Linked DNA regions of Mus musculus: all the other regions are linked to region 2. The links are chromatin loops, found by intact Hi-C in ENCODE. Cell type or tissue: heart. All regions are shown on one strand.

Region 1 (4,000 bases), 100 kb after region 2:
TCCTTTCCTGCACATGCCTGCCTCAATCCCTCACCTCTCAGCTACACCAGGATTTTTAATGTCGATTCAAAGTCCTTCTTGTGACAGAGGAGGCGCCTCAGCAAATATCAGAAGAAGCTGAGACTCACTACTTTGTAAATATCATTTGTAGGGTGTTTGGGAGGGCAGAGAACATGACCTAGGTGCCCTAGAGAGCTGCGCCCCCCTCTGCTTGGAAATTGTCTCATCCTGATGGGGAGTCCAAGGTTGCAAGACAGTCAGAGAGGAAAAACACACACACGTGCATACGCATGCACACACACACACACAGACACAAGCACAGGAACACACATGTTTGCACCTGCATGCATGCATGAACACACATGGAGGGAAACACATACACACAAGCACACGTGTACACACACACACATATGGAGGGGCTGGAGATTAAGCACTGAGTGAGTGTGATCAGCTGTAGTTGACACAGCCTCTGGAGGTTGACATAGGAGATTCCCCAGAGCAAGCTGACTAGGGAGACTAGCCACACGGGGAAGTTCTAGGCTTGACGGACAGACCCTGCCTCAATGAATAAGGTAGAACACTCACGTACCCACACCCATGAGAACACATACAATGTGTGTGTGTGTGTGTGTGTCTAAGATGTACCCACAACACACCCTCACAAAAATGGAGTGAGGAAGAGGAAGGGTTATCCAAGAACTTTTATTCAAACAATGATTTGAAGCCATTTTGATAAGCCAGACCTCAAAGTGCATACCTGTCAGTCCCTGCTACTGAGGAGACCTCAAGTTCCACACCTGCCTGGGAAATAGAATAAGACACTGTCCCAAAGTTTAAAAAGGTCTGGAGGGAGGGCTCCGTGGTTAAGAGCTGGCTGCCTTTACAGAGGATCTGAGCTTAGTCTCCAGCACCCACGTGGTGGCTCATGATTGCCAGTATCTCCAGTTCTAGTGGATCGGACATCGTCCCCCAAGCCAGACACACAAACGCTGCACTGACATACACGTGTGGGAAAAGCAACCATGCACATACAATTCCTTTTAAAAGTATTTAAATCTTGACTTTTTTTTTAACTAAAGGGGGGGGGTGTTGAGTGATGGGTGCGACTCACCATTATAGTACTTGCTGGGGACATATGTGGCCCTAAATTCAGTCTCTGTGAAAAAGGAAAATGTGTGCACTTTCCACATCCAGAGATGCCCGTGATGTTCGATGCTGATGAGAACTTACTGTGGGTTATCATCTATCTAGACTTAAGTGTTCAGAAGGAAATGCCAGTGCTCAGGGATGTGGGGATCTACGAGAAGGAATATGGCTCCGGCAACCTTTCCTAAAACACCAAGACACAATCATACACTATTTTACAAAGTCAATTTCACTGAAGATAATTTACCCCCACCCCCTGCTACGACCTCCACCCAGGTCTCTGAGACTCCCAAAGCCCATGTTATTTTGTTTTTGTTATTTTTTTTCCCCCAGTCAGGGTTTGTCTGTATAGCCCTGACTGTTGGGGGAACTCAGTCTGTAGAGCAGGCCGGCCCTGAGCTCAGAGATCCGCCTGCCTCTGCCTCCCATGTGCTAGGATTAAAGGCGAACAACACCAGGCCAGGTTGCAAAGCCCATGCTCTTAAGGGCAACGTTGAGACCTATTGCCTTCTACAGATAATAAGGAGCTAGAAAACGCTTGAGCGCGAGAGTGGGCCTGTTGGAATATCGTCACTTCAGAGGTCAGAAAGTTGCCTTTCCTGTCTCACATCAATTTCTTTTATGCTGGGTTCACTGCCTCTGGTCCGGTTTCTAGGAGACAGGCAGAACTGCTCATAAAACCCCAAGCCCGAGGAGTCGGTAATTAAGTCCATCTCAGCTGGCTCCTCCCAGCCCTTTCTTCTTAAGGACCTGTTGGCTCTGGCTTTGATCTCTGCTGTTCTGCCCTGAAGCTCCCCAGCCGCTGGAGTGTGGGAATAGCCAAGGTCTGGCACCCGTGGGACAAGAGCACCGGATGGAAGAGAGGGGCGCGGGAGCCTCAGCCTGGCCCTGCCACACTTTGTGTGTCCGGAGGGGGAGCTTCCGACATCCAGACCACCTACCTCTGAGGAGTTGGAACTGGAGGTGGGGGAGCGGGAGGGAGGGAGAGAGGGAGAGAGGGAGAGACAGAGACAGAGACGGACAGAGAGAGAGACACACACACAGAGGGAAAGCAGTGGGAGATAGACATAAAGTGGCAGAGAGAGAGAGAGAGAGAGAGAGAGAGAGAGAGAGAGAGAGAGAGAGAGAGAGAGAGCTCATATGCTGCTTCCTTCTTGTTGAGTCAGTCAGTCCAGCCCCTCCCTGCCCTGTGGTCTCTCCCGTTCTCTCTCAGTTCCGAGGCTGCAACGCGAGCCAAATGACTCACTGACGTGGGAAAGTTAATTTATTTTGGCAGACATTCCCCTAGCTCTGAGAAATGGAGACTGCACACCTATTGCCTCAGAAGGCAGAAATTAGGGTGGTGATTCATTCATTCCCCCTCCATTCATTCTCGGAGTCCCCGATTATTCCCACCCCATTAAAATTCCGCCTATTGTTTTCTCTCTGGGGGAGGAGACCGAAGGAGGCTTAGCCAGGCACTCTGTGAAAGTACTCAATGACAGTACCCCACAGCTAATGTGACAGAGCAGTCAAGGGCTGTGTGTCTGCCCGGCAATAGAGTCCCAGCCTGAAGCGCCCTCCAGGAGGTCGAGGTGACCCGGCCATGTCAGTACAACTGCTACTAAATAGCAGTGGGAAAGAAAGCCCAGCAGCCTGCGCTGCAGATGCAACCGGTTGAGCAAGAGCTCAGGGCAGGTGCGGGCTATCTATCTATCTATCTATCTATCTATCTATCTATCTATCTATCTATCTATCTATCTATCATCTAACTATTGTCTATCTGTCTATCAATCTATCATCTATTATCTAACTATCATCTATCTAATCTATCACATGTCTAGCTACAATCTTTTTATCATCTATTATCTATCTCTATTATCTGTCTGTTATCTGTCATCTCTCTCTTTTTTCTAATCTACCTCTATCACTCTCTATGATGTATAGCTCTAGCTTTGCCTGGAGCTCACTATGTAGCCCAGGTTGGCCTTAAGTGTGCAGCAATTCTCACACCTCAGTCTTCCCACTGCTAGGATAACAGCCTCAATACTCCAGACATGTGAAAGACTGAAGCAGGAGAATCACAAGTTCAAGGCCTGTCAGGGCAACTTAGTGAAGTCCTGCCTCAAAATGAAAAAGGTATGTCTGCCGGGTGGTGGTGGTGCAAGCCTTTAATCCCAGCACTTGGGAGGCAGAGGCAGGCAGATTTCTGAGTTGGAGGCCAGCCTGGTCTACAAAGTGAGTTTCAGGACAGCCAGGGCTACACAGAGAAACCCTGTCTCGAAAAAAAACAAACAAACAAAAAAACAAAAAAAACAAAAAAAAAAAAGAAAGAAAGAAAAAAGTTTCTTCTTCTTCTCCCCGCTCCCCCCCCACCAAGGGCTGATGTAGTGCTTGCTTAGCTTAGTGATACTCGGTTTCTATTCTCAGCACACCGTATACACCCACCCACCCTTCCCAGCCTCACAAGGGCCCTTCTATTGTTTATAGCCTAGGCTAACAGTATAGCTTATAGCCTAGGCTAACAGTATAGCTTATAGCCTAGGCTAGCACTGTATAGTGGCTGTTGATGACCTTGAACTTCTGATTTGCCTCCACGGTGTGCAGCACCAGCTTACGTTTATGTGGTGCTGGAGACAGAATCCCGGGCTTTGTGTATGCTAACTAGGCAAGGGCTATACCAACTGGGCGGCAAAGATGTTCTGTTATTTTAATTACAATTTTTTCATTTATTGGGGGACAATATGAGTATCAGAGTGCCCGTGTAGAGGTCAGAGGACAACCTGTGGGAGTTCATTCTCTCCTGCCATTGTGTAGTCTAGGAACAGAACTCAAGTCATTAGGCTTGGCTGCAAGCCCCTTTGCTTGCTGAGCC
Region 2 (4,000 bases):
CACTTCCAAAGTTGGCAACAATTCCTCTTTCTCCACTAGTCTCCAAGGGGAGAAAAAGCATCTATGCCACCCATAATTAAATGTAACTAATTACAATTTGAACACTAAATTATTTATCCAGTGTAAACAAGGACTAAAAGGAAATAAAGCTTCTATCTGCAGCAGGGGTTCCAGAAAATAATTTGCAATAAATGCATGCTCTCCAAAAGTCAGCACCCTCCCCCCCAGCACCCTCCCCACCAAAATTGGGCACACAACTAAAATAAGTTGAGTTTTTAAGGCTAAATTAAATAGGCCGTTCAACCAATTTTCCAATTATATTCTACGCTTGAAACATAATTGCCTTACATCTGTTTACAAATCTTTGCTCAATATTTAAACAAATTCGTACTCTCCCGGGCACATAGCTACACACACACAGTAACTCAGGCACAAAGCGCGTATTTAAAGACCATGCACTCCCATTATCAGCGTAAGCGCCGGGTTTAACAACGCGAATGTTTTCAGAGCTAGGTAATACGACCCAATAAAAAGCAAAGATGGCATTTACCACCAAATGTCACTGCCACCGCCAGGAAAGAGTTGCTGGAGCTCTATACATTTTTAATTTCGACGAATCGAGCCGCCGTCGCCCGGTGCCAGGCTTCCAGAAGAACAATTGACACCCTAAATGGTTCGAGATTAAGGCAGGCGATGCACTTCCAAAGCAAAAGTTGTCAATTATCAGAGGCGAGAGCGGGAGAGAGGAGAGGCGAAGGCAGATAAAAGCGATGTTATCAAACCGCCCAGCTTGTTGCTCGTGTGTGTGTGTGTGTGTGTGTGTGTGTGTTCCTTGTTAAAGCAGAGAAAACAGTTTTTAAAGGCAGCGGAGGAGAGCGAGGAGCAGCAGCTTCCTCCACCTTCCGTGGGCTCCGAGCAATGGCTCTCCCGCTCTCCGGCGTAGTAAACCCCGAGAGGCGGGCGGCTGTCCGTGTTTACAACGGCGCGAGCGAGCTCCGGCTGCCAGAGTCCTTTTCCCTGACACCATCGCCTTCCATCAACTGTTTTCGGGCGAAATCGCAGGTGTCATTGTGGAAATATTAAAAGGAAAAAAAAGGGAAAAAAACGGAGAAACAGAGGAAGAGAGAAAGAAAAAATCAGAAGGCAGACGCCGGCGAGTGGGAGAGCAGCCGATCCGATCGGGAGAGAGAGAGAGAGAGAGGACGAGCCTGCAGCTCACCCGCGCCGGCGGCTGCACAAGGCAGAAAAGCCTTCCACATTTCGGGGAAGGAGGAGAAAAAAGAAAAAAAAAGAAAATAAGGGGGGAAGGGGAGGGGAGGGGGTGTGATTGCCACGGAGGTGGGCGCTCCGAGCGCGCCCCGGCGTCCGCAGCGCCCCGACTTCCCCACGCACGTCCACGCCGGGCGCCGCGCTCGCCGACGCCGCCAGGGCTCCGGGAGGAGAAAGTTGCGCGGCGGGGAGGTCGCGCCCCCCAACCCGGGCTCCCCCCCGCCCCGCCACTCACCAGCGAGAAGAGGTTGGAGTGACAATCCTCCAGGCTCGCCCCGTTCGCTACCCAGTTCGCCGCGGCGGTCATGGTCCTCCGCGAGCCCGGCCGCCAGAGCGGGGCATGTCGGAGCGGGCCGGGCCGGGCGGCGGCGGCGGCGGCTCCCGGGCACCAGGGGCGCGAGGCCCGCGCGGGAGGCCCGAGGGCGGCGGTGGCGACGACGGCGACGACGGCGGCGGCGGGGGGCGCGGGCCGGCAACGCCGCCCGCCTCTGTCGCGCAGGGCCGCCGCCTCCGCCTCCGCCTCGCCGCCTCGTCGGCCGCCTTGTTTATCTCCAAGCCGGCGGGCGACTCGCCCTCGGCCGCGCCGGCGCGGGAGGCACGCGAGCCCCGCAGCCGCCCCGAGCCGCCGCCGCCGCCGCCGCCGCTGCGCGAGCCCGCGAAGGGGGGGGTGCGGACGAAGCCAGCGGGCGACCCCGGCAGCCGAGCGCCGTCCCCTCCTTCCTCTTCCTCCCCACCCCCCCCCTCCTCCCCAGTCGGCCGCGCTTCTCCTCCCTCCCCGGGCTCGCTCGCTCTGACAGCAATGGCGGCCGCCGACCGCGGCTCGGCCCGCCATTGGCTGCGGCGCGTCACGTGACGGGCGCCGGCCGCGCGGGGGGCGGGGGAGGGGCCGCGGCGGCGGCGGCGGCGGCGGCGGTGGTGGCTCGCGGGAGGCGCTGCTGAGCCGAGCGAGCGCGGCCCTCTCGGAGCGGGGTGACGGAGCCAGGGAGGGAAGAGAAAGAGGTGCGGGCGGCCGTGGGACGCCGGGGCTGCGTGGACGCCCCGCCCTGGGCGCGGGCGCGCGTCGGGCGCGGGCCGAAGAGGGCCGCGGCTTCCCCGGAGCGGCCTCCGAGCCCCCCTGGGGGAGCATCTCGGGTCCCCGAGGAGCGGCGTGGGCCGGCCCGGCCTGGCCGAGCGAGCCGAGGAGTGTCTCCTCCTCGAAACCTCGCGCGCGACCGCCCGCCGGCCTGCCTGCCGCAGCGCACCGGGCGGAGGAGTAGGACTCAAAGAGACACAAAGGCAGCGAGCGAGGTGCTTGCCCGGGGTCGCGGGATTCGAACCCAGGCATCGGGAAGCCAGGGCTCGGGACTCACTGCCTCCCGAGCGCTGAGCTCCTAAAGCATCCCGGCTGCTGGAGCCCTTGGCGCCCACTCTGTGCGTGCACGCAGGCATTCCTTACATAGATGATCCCAGCGCTCTTAGGTGCCACATTCACACTGGGCTATGTGGAGGGGAGCAGGCCCTTCCTCCAGCTCCAAGCGGTCAATAATAACCAGCATCCCTTCTTCAGAGAGTAATGGGACTGGGAGAAGTGCTGATGCCGGAGACTGCCTTCCAGGACTTTTCGTCGTGGAAATAGAGAAAGGGAGAAAGTTGACTTGGAAAGAGGTAGAATTAGGCAGGCGTATCTCTATGAGTTCCAGGCCAGCCTGGTCTACACACTGTCTCCAAGAAACAAAGGAAGAGTAAAACGCTGGAAAGAGCGGTGGAAGCAAAATAAAGCGGGCACAAATCTGACATATGAATGGAGTTTTGAGACTACCACAAACCTTAAACCCTGGAATGAAGGTGGCCCGAACACATAGGTCATTTCACAGAGTCCTCAGAATCGGGGTGCAATAGCATCCCCAAGGTCCCAGTTACTGAGTGGCTCAACTCCTGAACTATCTGAATTCAGGAGGCTCTGGAGAGGATGCCAGGAGCTGGCTCTGCTACACCTAGCTGTGACCCTGCCCAGCAAAGTTTAACTATGCCTCATTTTCTAATCTGTCCAAAGCAAATCCTAATTGCTGACCTGCTGACCTCAAGCCAAGGTCACACATTTCCGTTAAGATGCTATTGGGGGAAGGGTTACAAGGGGGAGTTGCCCGACACTTTATGCACACATGTGGTATTACTGAGACCTGAGCAGTCAGATGGTCCATCACACCCAGAATCCACGCATACTCATCACACGCGTAGGCAAAAGGCTATGAGCTGGTCACAGTCTAAGCAAGTCATAAGGGGAAGGAAAAGGGGGGTGGGATGCTGCACAGAAGCAAAACCAAACAAATAAGAAACAGTTTACAGGGCTGGAGATTTGGCTCAGCAGTTAAGAGCACTGACTGCTCTTCCCAAGGTCCTGAGTTCAAATCCCAGCAACCACTTGGTGGCTCACAACCACTCGTAATGAGATCTGACTTTCTCTCTTCTGGTGTGTCTGAAGACAGCTATCGTGTGCTTATTTATATATATATAATAATAAATCTTTTAAAAAACAAGAAAAACAGTTTACAGATTAGGAATGCTAGCATTTCTAATAAAATAAATAAAATTATTTTTTAAAAAATGCTCAACTTTATATATTGCTAGGACCAGATATTTGTGTCCCACTTACCATTCATGTTGAAACACTACAAGGGACAGGTTTTCGACATGGTAGTTAGCACGTGGATGAATTCCTTGTCTTGAAATAAGTGCCCTCTGAAGAGACATA
Region 3 (4,000 bases), 82 kb after region 2:
GTCATTCTCTTTGCAGGCAAGAGGCTCAGTGGACCCAGGATCAGGTCTGGGAATCCCACATGAGTCCTCGTTTGAGTACAAAAGTCAGGTCTGAGAGAGGAAGGCAGGGAGGGTGGAGTGTAAGTCCTGGCTGGGGCCTGAGCCTCAGAGCTAAAAGCACGTGGCCACATTGGGTACAGAATGTCCTTGTCGTCCCCCAAGCACAGAAGCACAGAACCGGTTTGCACTCTTCCTTTCTTCATACTTTCATAGATGAGTCAGACATCGTCCTTATCCATTCCCAGCTATCAGGACTGTCCATCTGTCTGGCCGTCAGCCTCACCCAGTGAACAGAGATTAAACACCTCACACACCCAGAGGATGGAGGCCAGCATCAGCTGATTCCCTGGCTTTCTAGGAAGTGATGCTGGCTTCTGGCTGTAGTCAAATCTGCACTGGGGCTTTCTCCTAGGTAAAGAACTGGAGGATACATAGTTAACATTTAAAATGACTTGGAAAACCAGGTGTGGTGGCGCACGCCTTTAATCCCAGCACTTGGGAGGCCGAGGCAGGTGGATTTCTGAGTTTGGGCCTGGTCTACAGAGTGAGTCCCAGGACAGCCAAGGCTACACAGACAAGCCCTGTCTCAAAAAACAAAAACAAAATGACTTGGAAAACTGGGGATGGTGGGGCTTGACTGTATTCCCAGAATTCAAGAAGCTGAGGAGAGAGGATTATGGATTTCAGGCTAGCCTGGGCTACAGTGAAACTTTGCCTGACCCCTATCCACATTCCCATCCTAAAAACAAAAGCAAACAACAAAATGGTCTTGAAAAATAAAGGCGGAATTCGGCCTTTCTTCCTGTATTTATTTGTGTTTTTTTTTTTTTTTTTTTTTTTTTTGGTTTTTCGAGACAGGGTTTCTCTGTATAGCCCTGGCTGTCCTGGAGCTCACTTTGTAGACCAGGCTGGCCTCGAACTCAGAAATCCGCCTGCCTCTGCCTCCCGAGTGCTGGGATTAAAGGCGTGCGCCACCACGCCCGGCTTATTTGTGTTTTTTATTGGTTATTTTATTTATTTACATTTTAAATGTTATCCCCATTCCCAGTTTCCCCTCCACAAGCCCTCTATCCCCTCCTCCCTCCCCCTACCTCTATAAGGGTGCCCCCTCCCCCACCCTACCTCCCCCACTCCTGCCTCAGCGGCCTATAGTTCCCCTATCCTAGGTAATCAAGCCTCCACTGGACCAAGGGGTCCCCCTCCCAGTGATGCCAGATAAGGCAGTCCTCTGCTACATATCCAGCTGGAGCCATGGGTACCCCCTCTGTACTCTAGTTGGTGGTGCCTGCATTTACTTTATTATTTAATTTATTTATTTCACTGTATACCTCTGGCTGGCCTCGAGCTATGTGGACCAGGTTGCTCTTGAACTCAGAACTCACAAGGATCTGCTCCTCTGTCTCCAGAGTGCTGGAATTAATGTGTGCCACCGTGTCTAGGCAAAATCAGAAATTTTCAACAATAGTCCTCTCTTGGCAGAACACTTTGGGACACTCACTATAACTTCTTTATCTTGAGCCAGATGTAATTAAAGCTTACAGGGCCTATTCTAGTATTCTTTTCAGATAGATAGATAGATAGATAGATAGATAGATAGATAGACAGACAGATAGGCGCACAGGCACACATTAGGGCAGGCTCATGCACATGTCCATACTGTTAGGTCACGGGATGCCTTTTGGAGTCAGAGGTGAGGAGACTCTGGGTCTAGCCTCCAGCTCTCTGGCCACCAGTCCTGGCCTTTTCTGTGCCCAGCCACACAGAGGACCCACAGGGAACCCACACCATCGTGGCTATCCTTAAACCTAGCTGACCTGGAGGTCTGGGATAGAGTAAGCCCTTGAATGGGGAGGAAGCCCAGAAAACAAACAAAACAAAACAAAACAACCCCCCCCCAAAAAAAAACCTCACCACAATAAGGAGGGGCGAGAAACGAGAGCCTATGAGAACACAATATACAGATTAGGAAGGCGGAACCACCCATGCATTGGCTGATTGCTGGCCTGACGTCACAATGGCCCAGCCTGCAGTGCTGCAGGCAAGTTATTTGAAAAGGTTTTTGGTTTCCTGCGTTTCCTGTCTTGTGAAGGGGAAATGTGTTCACGTGTGCAGAGGGCGAACTAACGGGCCCGGGGGTGGGGTGGGGGGGAGTGTTGCAGGGTGGGTGTTGTTTGGTGGCTCTGCTGTCCCTGACAGTCAACCAAAGTTTGAAACTGAAGCGACCGCAGGGGAAGCTGTGAATGCCACATGACCCGTGGGGACTTCGCAGCTTCTTCAGTTTAGGGGAAGCCCAAGCAGACCCAGCCTCTATGATTGGTTCAATCCGTGTGAGTTTTAAAAATTTTAGTTTAAAAAAATAATTTTTTTGAGACAGTGTCTCATCATGAAGCTATGGCTGGCATGAAATTCACGCAGTTCAAGCCACCCCTGTCTCCTGGGTACTGGGATTAAAAGTGTGCATCACTTCGTTTTGTCTCCATGTGATTTATAAAAAAAAAACAAAAACAAAACAAAACTACTTTGCTTCCTAAAACCCCCCTGGGCTTTCCCCAAGTCCCATGTCAACAACTCACAGTTCCTTCAGGATGTTGCTCAGTCACTCCTCCCTGGAGAGTCATCTGACCCTCCTTTTCAGCCTTGATTTGGATGAGAGGACAGTGAGTCGTGGCTGATCTGTGTGCTGCGTTCTAGCTACACAACGAACATGTCAGGGCTGCACAGCCACACACAGCGGTCCAGGGACAGACCGGTGCTAGAATCTGATGAGAATCTCCCACTAGATGAGAATCAAGTACAGGGCTAGTGGCGATTGTCCTCATTGTCCACATCGAGATGACGATCAATAATGAGGCGCCAAGAAAAGCCAAAGGATGGGGCTGGATTTCCAGAGTCTCTTGTGTACCCGGATCAACCTGGATCTGAAAGTCATGGCCCTGAGCATTTTAGTTACCCGATTAAATGTAATCTCCCTTTTGAAAGGAACCAACTTAGCCAGTTTTCTCTCAAGACCATAAAGGAGTCTTCAATTGTGTATCCAGCCTTCAGACAAAATCTTAGTCTCAGCGTGGATCTGGGCTTTGCCAGCCTCTCCCCTCCTCCACCATCTAGTCCCCGCCCCCAACACCGGTGACAAGTCACAGGTTCCTACTGCTTAATCTATGGTTGTTTGTGACAAGTAGAACAGATGGGTCTCCTTGGAAAAATGGCGTGAGAACCAAGTAAAAGAGACTGGGGTTAGATGAACATAATTAACGTCCCCTGTCTGAGCCTCAGTTGCTCCATCTGTGACATGGGAGAGTGGCAGTCCCTCCACCTTGGAACTTGGTGGAGGTTTCATGCAACACCTGGTTTCTGATACATGCTCAAGAGACAGTGGCTACCAGCCTCTCCCTGACAGCCTACTGTGGACGAGGCAGGGTCTTCCCTAGGCTTCCTGGACAATGAAGGGACAAGAGAGTTAAGGTGGTCACCGGGGGATGGGGTGTTCACCATAAGCAGCTCTGCTTCCTTGTCACTACTGGCCACAAGCACCTGCCCAGCCAGCAGGGCACACTGGCCTGTCATCACTCCAGGAAGGGGCTCCCAGCCAGCCGTGCAGGCGGTTTCTATTCTAGGCTGGATTCTGGCTCCTTGTGGTGTCAAGACCTACCAACTTGTTCTGCAACCCCAGCTGGGCTCCAGGCCCTGCCAGACCCCCTCCTGGCCCCAACTTCCTTCCTGGAGCAACTGTTGGTCTGACTTGATTCCCCTAGATGTTGTGCTGTACTCACAGGGGTACGGCGGAGGAAGCCTGTATTTGTGGGGTTCACCATGCACCACTCAATGGTATGTGTGGCATAGCATGGGCTAATGTTTCAGCTTCCCCTACACAACCCTTGAAGACAGTGCCAAAAGCTGCCCACTTTACAGAGGGCAAAACTCAGTGAGATACAAGATCAAGACCCAGATCCTGTAAGATCTT
Region 4 (4,000 bases), 180 kb after region 2:
AGGAGATGGATGATGACCTGGGATAGGCGGGGCTAAACAGTGAATGTCTATGGATAATATTGTTCTGTTCACTTGATGTGGGTGCTGTGAACTGAACTCAGACCCTTTGGGGGTCCGAGCAGCGACTGACCACTGAGCCATCTCTCCAGCCCCGTATATATTTTAGAGGGCTACACTGTCAAGTCCGCGTTTTAGCTTTTCCTTATGGCTCATTCATTTCTTTGTGCCTTCATTTCTCCCCCGCAACACCAGGCCTCTAGGATCCACTACATAGGCAGTGCTGCTCTGGGAAGAGAGATGCACACACGCCTTCTCCGATGCCTCCATGAACTCTTTTTTTTAAAAGATTTATTTATTTATTTATTTATTTATTTATTTATTTATTTATTATATGTAGGTACACTGTAGCTGTCTTCAGACACCACAGTAGAAGGGGGTCAGATCTCATTACGGATGGTTGTGAGCCATCATGTGGTTGCTGGGATTTGAACTCAGGACCTTTGGAAGAGCAGTCAGTGCTCTTAACTGCTGAGCCATCTCTCCAGCCCCTCCATGAACTCTTGAGGGCTCCAGGTGAGCAGTTCCTCCTTTAGAGACACGGTGGGTTTTGCAGGAAGAGCAGCCATGTTGGGGCTGGTGAGCTGTTCAGATACAGGTTCTTGCAGAGTCTTCCAAACCTCCTCCTCTCCATCGCCTCGAAGATACTAGGCTGAGACGGCTCGTGCCGCAAAGCTACTTTCCAGCCAAGTCAGATTGCCCGAGAGGGACCATTAAGGCCAACAAAGTGGGAGGAGAGACTTGCTCAGATTGTCCTCTAGTCTATGTGCATACCACCACCAAATTAAAATCTAATTAAAAGAAAAAAATTTTTTTGAGTCACGAACTTCTGATGTAGCCCTTGGTGATCTGGAACTTTCCATGCAGATCTGCCTGCCTCCGCCTCGGATGCTGAGATTAAAGATGGGCATCACCATGGCCAGCCAATTAAAGATAAAAATTAAAGACAATACTAACCAGGCAGGAATAGTGAGCCACTCTGAAGCCCTGCGCTTTCTTTTATTCTTGCCTTTCCCCTTCTAACATGACCACGCCCCTGTAAACCACGCCTCCGTCAGCACAGGCTCCACCCCTCCACTCCCTGGCCCTGGGAGGGTTGCATTTGGTACCCAGGAGGGCTGAGGGGAATGCTAAGAGCGTGGGGAAGGGGTTGCAAACTGGCAGGGTGAGGCCTGAGGACTCCAGCCAGCTCCCTTCACGCCCTCCCCACTGCTGCACGCCTTGAAACTTCACTCTTCAGCGTCCGTGGGAGTGGGTGGGAGGCCGAGAGGGACCATCACCCGCTGCCAGAGCCCCAGTCGATGTCAACTCTGACTCTCTTCTTTTCTCAGATAAAAGGACTCGTCTGTGTGTTTGTCTTTTACAACACCCCTGCTGTTTCTTTTGTCTTATTTTAAATTTAAATTTCCGACGCATCCATTGGAGGCGGGGTCTTGAAAGAGCTAAGTCCTGCGCACATCCCTTCCTCGCTTTCCAGAACAAATCCTCCCACATTACAGCTCGCCCCGCCCCTCGTCTCCGCGCCCCCCCCCTCCGCCCCCTCCCCCAACCCCTAGGCCTCCTTGGGGATGGGATGGGGGAGGACCCAGGCCAGTAAGAACAAATTAGATAATGAAAAGAATTACGGCCCTGGCGTTCCCTCTCCCCGCCCTCCGGGGCGCTGCTTTCCCCTCCTTTCCCTCGGCTCCCGCGCCCCCTCTCTCCCGGCGTCGCTGGAACGTTCAGCGGCCCGTGATGAATGATCGCCTGTCACGGCTTGTTTATTATAACGCGGGCAATCAATTACACATCCCCAACGCTGGCCGGCCCGCGGGAAATTGATACGCTCAGCACAATCCAATGTGAAAATGGGAACTCATTTGCCAAATGTCTTTCTCAGGCATGATTACAGTGTGTTTCTTCCAACAGGACGGTTGGACTGACGGCGGTATCACTTACTGCCTGGCTCGGGCCACCCTCCTCGAAGGTGTTATTTATTGCGTGACAGAGGCTAACGCAGGTAGAGGACAAGGGGTTTCTGTCCTGGATGTCACCTTGTTGGTTGGTTTTTGTTTTTGTTCTTGTTTTAAGTGGGTGGGCGGGGCCACGGTTCCTCTTCCAGCCACTTCTGCAAGCTCAGCTTCTCAGGCCACCTTCTCCAGCACTCGACTGCTGGAGTCACCCTGGTGCCACCCTGAGGACAAACCTCTGCCCAGTAGAAGCTCTACGGGTCTAAGAATCAGGCCAGACTGGGGTTTCCAGTTCTGTCTGCTGTTGAGTCCTTTCCTACCCTGGGAGTTCTATGCCGTGGGCAATACTGATGTCAGGGACAAAACTGATGTCATGGACAACGTGAGGAGCTGTGAGGGGCCATCAGTGGTGCAGACTGGGATCCATGGCCCTTATCAGAAGTCCCCAGCCTCTGATTTCTGAGACGCTGTAGCATGGAGACTGTTTCTCTTCCTGGTGACATTTTGCCCTCTTACACACTGAAAAGATAAGACAACCCTTTGCTTTCCTTATGTTTCTATCTCTTTTCAGGCTCCTCCCCCGCCCAAGATTTTTTTTTCCTTTTAGTGTGCATGTGTATGTGTGTGTGTGTGGGGGGGGGGGCACAGCATGTATATGGAGATTACAGAACTCTGTGTGGTTCTCTCGAATTCAGGTTGTCAGATTGGCAGCAAGCCCCTTTAACCGGCTGAGACTTCTCACTGGGCCCACTTTCCCATCTTGGAGTGTGCCCTATAAGCAGGTGAGGGCAACTCTTTCTTGTGACGTGGGATTTCTACCTCATCCCCATCCCCTACCCCTCCACCACCACTCAGAGAAAGGCAGGAAATAACTGCTAAACTGGCTGGGCCATCTTGGTCTGGCTGGCACAGTCCGGGATCTCCCTGATCTAAAAATGTGTTGTGTAAACTGGGAAGTGAAGCTGTCAGTTCTGGTCATTCTCCAAGGTCTCGAGGTCTCGCCAGACCGGCTCTGACTCTAATTTATTCCCGTAGCGCACCTGGATCAGGTGGACGACGGGCATTGGAGGAGGCCGGCCAATCCTCGAGCATGTGGTCCACTGGTCTTCACCACACCTTGTATTGTGTTAGCTTACTGACTCCGCTGGTATGAGAACTCCAAAAAGGGAGGCACACGTTTGATGGCAGGCACTTCTGTGTCCCCAGCGTCCCCAGCCTCCACTTGGCATATCCTAAGTGCTCGGTAAATATTTGTGGCTTTCACGGATGGCTGAATGAATAGCATAAGAGTTAAACTCATTACCGGGGCAACCTCTGCCGAGCAGAGCGCAGCCCTGGAGAGGGGATGTTTACAGGCATTTCACCCCACGGCATCCTCACAGAAATAGCTCCTGCTCCCCCCACCCGCCCTTGCCCGGTGCTACAAATGTTCTGTGTGCTCAGGGCATAAAAACCGGTAACGGGCTGAACGTATACGTCTGTCTGGTAATTCCTGCTTAGCTTCCAATCAGCACCCTGGGCATAAATCCCAGTCTCTGTCAATGCCTCTTGCTCATAATCCCTACCCCACCTAGGCCGTGGGCACCTTCCTGTGCACAGGTAGCTGTGTCTTATTGGAATCTCATGTTTGTTGGTAGCCCAGGATAACCCCAAGCTCCTGCCTGCCACAACTTCCACCTGTGTTGTAAGTATGTGACACAGAGCCAAGCCAAGTCCCATCATGGGGCCAAGTTGTCCCAGTATGCCCAGCTGTAGTAACCACCTCCCTCGTCTTGCCTTCTTCTCAATACTGGATTTGAACTCAGGACCTTACATATACTGAGCAAATAAATACCTTACCCAAGTCATATACCAGCCCTCTTTTTACATCTTATTTGAGACAGGCCTGGCCTATCAAGATCCTTATACCTGGATCTCCAAAATGCCCCAAAGCACAGATTTCCTTAAAACAGGTTCTTGTTTTGTTTTGTTTTTTGTCTACCCATCCATTCAGA
Region 5 (4,000 bases), 95 kb after region 2:
TGTGTGAGTGTATGTGAGTGTGTGAGTGTATGTGAGTGTGTGAGTGTATGTGAGTGTGTGAGTGTATGTGAGTGTTAGAGCGTGTGTGAGTGTGTGTATGTGTGAGTGTGTGAGATTATTGTGAGTGTGTGTGAGTTATGTGAGCATGTGTAAGTGTGTTAAGAGTGTGTGTGAATGTATGTGAGAGTGTTTGTGTGTGTGTGTATGAGAATGTGTGTTTGAGAGTATGTGAGTGTGTGTCACTGTGTTATTCCAGTGCTAAGAGACAGGCACAGGTAGATTCTTGGGGCTTGATGATCAGCCACCCTACCCTAATTGTCCAGCTCCAGGTTAATGAGAGATCCTGTCTCAAAATCCGAGGTGGTTCCTGAGGAATGAAACCCAAGGTTGACTTCCTAGCTCCATATGCAAGTACACACACATACATGCACACACACATACATACTCACTAACACACATATACTCATACATACACCCATACATACTCATACACTCTCACAGAAACACACAAACACACACAACCCTTAGAAAAGAAGCTACATTAAAAGGGGGTGATTAGATTGTTTTTCAGGAATTACTGCCTTTCACAAGAGAGTTTATTCCTGCAACCATAAAGTGAAGCCACCCCTTGTTATGTCCTTTCTATATGAACCTGTCTGTCTTTCTGCCAGCCTTCTATAGCATAAGACCCTCAGCAGATACAACCCTCTGATCCTGGACCTCCACCTCCATAACTGTGGGCTGAATAAACCTTTGTTCTTTCTAAACGACCCTGCCTCCTGCCTTCTGTGACAGCCATAGAAAATTGATGGAGACTCTGACTTGTGCAAAGAATCTCCCAGCATGTGACTGATCTATGGGCAATGAGTGGCAAGTTTGTTGAGCAGAAGAATCTTTGCTGCCTTGTTTCTGCCACCTGGCTGACAGTCACCTGAAGATGTGTTTCAGACCCTGGAGATATGGTGGCACAAGCCACTGTGGCTGCAGGAGATGTGCACTGTCGTTTTATGTTTCCTAGATCAGAACCAAGCTACAGCCCAGGAAACACCTGTTTCTGTAAATAAAGTTTTATTAGACAGAGCAATGCCTATTCATTTATCTATAGTTCCTGTTTCTGGGACAAAGTTGAATGGTTGCCGTGGGGACTGTGACTCACAAGCTTATTTACTATTTGGCCCTGAGCAGAAAAAGTTCACCAACCCAAGTGAGCCAGACAAAGAACCTAAGTTCAGAGACACTTAGCAACTTGCTCCAGGAACATCAGCAAGCCTAGGACAGCCTGGAGTGCCAGCCTAGAACGCCAGACTTTTAAGGGAAGTGCTTTGTCGATACCTCAAAAACCACCCTTGCTTTTGTCTCCTGGGCTGGTCTTCTACAAGGCTCTCCCACTGTTGCTGCCTTCTTGGGAGCTCCAAGGCAGCAGCTGGTGGCAGGGCTAAGGAGCACCTGAAGCAGAAAAGAGGCGGAGGAAGCCACTTCTTACAGAGTACAGCCGCGGGCTTGTTTTCTAAACACTCACTTATCAGCCAGTAGCCCACAATGAGGGGGTCCCTTGCTTAGCTGCTCTGCTGGGCCCCACTTCAGGGAGGCTGTGTCAGGGATTACACAAAGCAGGCTTCCCTCTCCGACTCCGGACCACCCCCTTGATGCAGGAGACAAAATCCCCCCCCCCGCCCCAAATCCCCACATCTAGGTGGCTCTATAGGCTCCCTCACTGGCCCATTAAGGTCCCCAACACCCCACGTTGGGGCTCTCACCCTGCCCCATCTTTACTGCATAAGACGGAATTAGCCCCTTTCTGTTTTTTTTTCCCTCTTTAATAAAGCTGTACTGTGTCCCGACGGTCGTACCCCCACTCCACCCCCACCCCCCGAGCCCCGCATTCCACCCTTCTGAGTCCTCTCCTTCCCGGGCTTTAGGAAATGTCTTAGATTCTCTCACTGGGGTGTAATGGTTAAATTGCTACCAGCTGATTAAATAGCGGCAGCCCAGGCTGTAATCCTTAGCATCCAGGAACCCGGGAAGGCAGAGCCCAGCGCCCGCACAGCCCCTCTGACCCCGCTTGGCCCCGCCCAGCTTTCCCCCTTTCATTTGTTCCAGCTGTTAACGGAATCCTCTGGGAATCCAGGGGGCCAAGGGAGGAGGATAGGGTGGAGGGGAGGAGGGACAAGAGGGGGATGTTTGGGCTCGACCCTCCAGGCTCAGCTCCAGGAGTGTTGGCCTCTAGCCCTGCCCCTCCAAAAACCACAAACACACACACACACACACACACTCATCGCTACACACAAACCTCTCTCACACGTCACACCCTGACACACCCCACACTCATTCACCCCTCCCTCTCTCCACCCCCTCACACACACTCATACCAGACTTACTCACCCTCCCCCACATACACACGCACATCACAAACCCCTACACACCCCACACTCGCTCATTCCCGACACCCTCTCTCTCTCTCTCACCCCCCAAACCTCCCTCCACGGCACACCCACCTTTGCTCACTCTTTCTCACATACACACACAGCCACCACTTCCCTGAACCCTGCACAGTCACACACGTCCTCTCACGCGCAGAAGCGCACCCTGCACATTAACTCAATGTGTGTACACAGACACCCGGAACATGGGTTCACACCCTAAAACTCCTTCCTGCTTTCTATTTTGTAGCAGGAGGACCAGAAGAAGGAGGGTCCCTTAAAGCCCCGCCCTTTCCTCCTAGAAAATCCCTCCCACTTCTAACCCCACCTTCCAAACAGGGACGGATGGAAGAGCTACCCCCACCCTATCTAGATTCAGGGTCAAGAACTCCAGGGATGCCTTGCTACGAACAGCCCAGGCTGGCCTTTTAAACTCACCAATTCTCCTGGCTCTGCCTCCTGAGTGTTGGCATTATAAGCATAAACCACCTTGCCAGGCTAGGGAATGGGGCCTGACGCATGGACCAGGACAGTAGCCTTGCAAAGTGGCTATAGGGATGAGGTGAGACAGGAACAGAGTACCCTGACCAGCCTGGCATGTGTTAATGCTTATCCAAGAGGTTTGCAGAAGGATGGGGTGCATACACCCCAGAATCATCTTCCAGTGCAAAGCTCTGAGTCCTAGACTTTCTGCCCTTTTAGACTAGCCTGGGGCCAGTGCACGCCCAGGTGAGCTGAGCCTGCACCAGCTTCAACCAGCATGCAGCTTGCTTTTCTGTCTGGTTCCCCGTGCTGTCAGTGCTGAATCTGAACTAATAATAGCTGGGCACCCAGCATCCTTGGGAAAGTTGACTTCTGTGGAAAGTTCGATTGGGAAAAGTGGAGAGAGAGCCTGACCTTCATATCCAACCCTGCCGCATGCAGGCTCAGCAACCAGACAGAGAAGAAAATGACTAGCTGTGTGGAGGAAGTGGCTGCCAAGCCAAGCACTCCGCTCTCAGGACCAGCTCTTTCCCATTGCACAGGAGACGAGGGTCCCCCAAGCGGGTCAAAGGGAGAAGCTGGGACCATGTGTGGGGCTGAGGCTGGGCTTGCTTCTATGGCTGGAGACCTTCATCTTATTTGTCAATAAAGGTGAAAGGGAAGAAGAGATCACACTGAATTCAGTTCCAAATTTCCATCCAAGTAAGGTGTCCTTAACCGAAGGCAGGGATTTCACAGACACTCTGAGGCAGCACTCCGATTCCAGGAAAGGTAAATGAAGCCCCCCTCCCCGAGGACTGCAGGGGCCATTTGTCAAAGCAGCCACCAGAAACATACACTCTACCAAAAGACGATCCTATTTTACAGATGGGAAAAATCAAACCCTGGGGAGGAAGGAGAAGGCAAGATACATACATACAGTGAAGGCAAGATGCTAGCTCCCTGGTTAGCTCACCAGGGAGTTCATCTTGTGGGGAAGAGTCATGAAAGAAGGGAGCTTTGTGTCACTATAACAAACCGACTGAGGTAGAGTCATTTGGCTCATAGAAGCCAAGAAGCAGAAAGGACCTAGGAGGACAAAGCTGCCAGTGACCCAC

Evidence for each region. Hi-C counts contacts between places; a loop is a spot of excess contacts. Peaks named below come from ENCODE experiments on the same cell type or tissue, not always from the same donor. Only the 100,000 strongest peaks of a DNase experiment are listed, where the experiment ranks them.
Region 1: it touches region 2 in a loop (2.3-fold over the local background); 6 of 42 quality-filtered maps call a loop at or near these places.
Region 3: a loop joins it to region 2, with 2.3 times the contacts of the local background. A loop is called at or near these places in 8 of 42 quality-filtered maps.
Region 4: a loop joins it to region 2, with 2.2 times the contacts of the local background. A loop is called at or near these places in 9 of 42 quality-filtered maps.
Region 5: it touches region 2 in a loop (2.3-fold over the local background); 7 of 42 quality-filtered maps call a loop at or near these places.

What each region holds. Positions count from the first base shown.
Region 1 is chr5:118,457,575-118,461,574 of GRCm38, reverse strand. No RefSeq gene overlaps it. Among named protein-coding and RNA genes, the nearest start is that of Gm30746, 2.5 kb to the left of the region's middle. In heart, no CTCF peak of the experiment used is centred here; DNase peaks (open chromatin) are centred at 1,934 and 2,394; H3K4me3 peaks cover 1,215 bases; H3K27ac peaks cover 1,367 bases.
Region 2 is chr5:118,558,362-118,562,361 of GRCm38, reverse strand. It overlaps Med13l (mediator complex subunit 13-like), which reads right to left and starts at 1,643. Exons shown (of 31, transcript NM_172424.4): 1 at 1,505-1,643. The coding sequence starts at 1,576. In heart, CTCF peaks have their summits at 1,399 and 2,220; DNase peaks (open chromatin) are centred at 961, 1,541 and 2,121; H3K4me3 peaks cover 3,073 bases; H3K27ac peaks cover 2,677 bases.
Region 3 is chr5:118,476,471-118,480,470 of GRCm38, reverse strand. No RefSeq gene overlaps it. Among named protein-coding and RNA genes, the nearest start is that of Gm46921, 14 kb to the left of the region's middle. In heart, no CTCF peak of the experiment used is centred here; DNase peaks (open chromatin) are centred at 220, 2,050, 2,750 and 3,620; H3K4me3 peaks cover 1,210 bases; H3K27ac peaks cover 3,661 bases.
Region 4 is chr5:118,378,685-118,382,684 of GRCm38, reverse strand. Gm30604 (a long non-coding RNA gene) reads left to right here and starts at 1,767. Exons shown (of 6, transcript XR_878721.1): 1 at 1,767-2,056; 2 at 2,702-2,788. In heart, a CTCF peak has its summit at 2,237 (motif pointing left); DNase peaks (open chromatin) are centred at 1,134, 1,764, 1,924, 2,924 and 1 weaker place; H3K4me3 peaks cover 1,600 bases; H3K27ac peaks cover 1,406 bases; H3K27me3 peaks cover 977 bases.
Region 5 is chr5:118,463,711-118,467,710 of GRCm38, reverse strand. No RefSeq gene overlaps it. Among named protein-coding and RNA genes, the nearest start is that of Gm30746, 3.7 kb to the right of the region's middle. In heart, no CTCF peak of the experiment used is centred here; DNase peaks (open chromatin) are centred at 2,360 and 2,730; H3K4me3 peaks cover 1,475 bases; H3K27ac peaks cover 2,529 bases.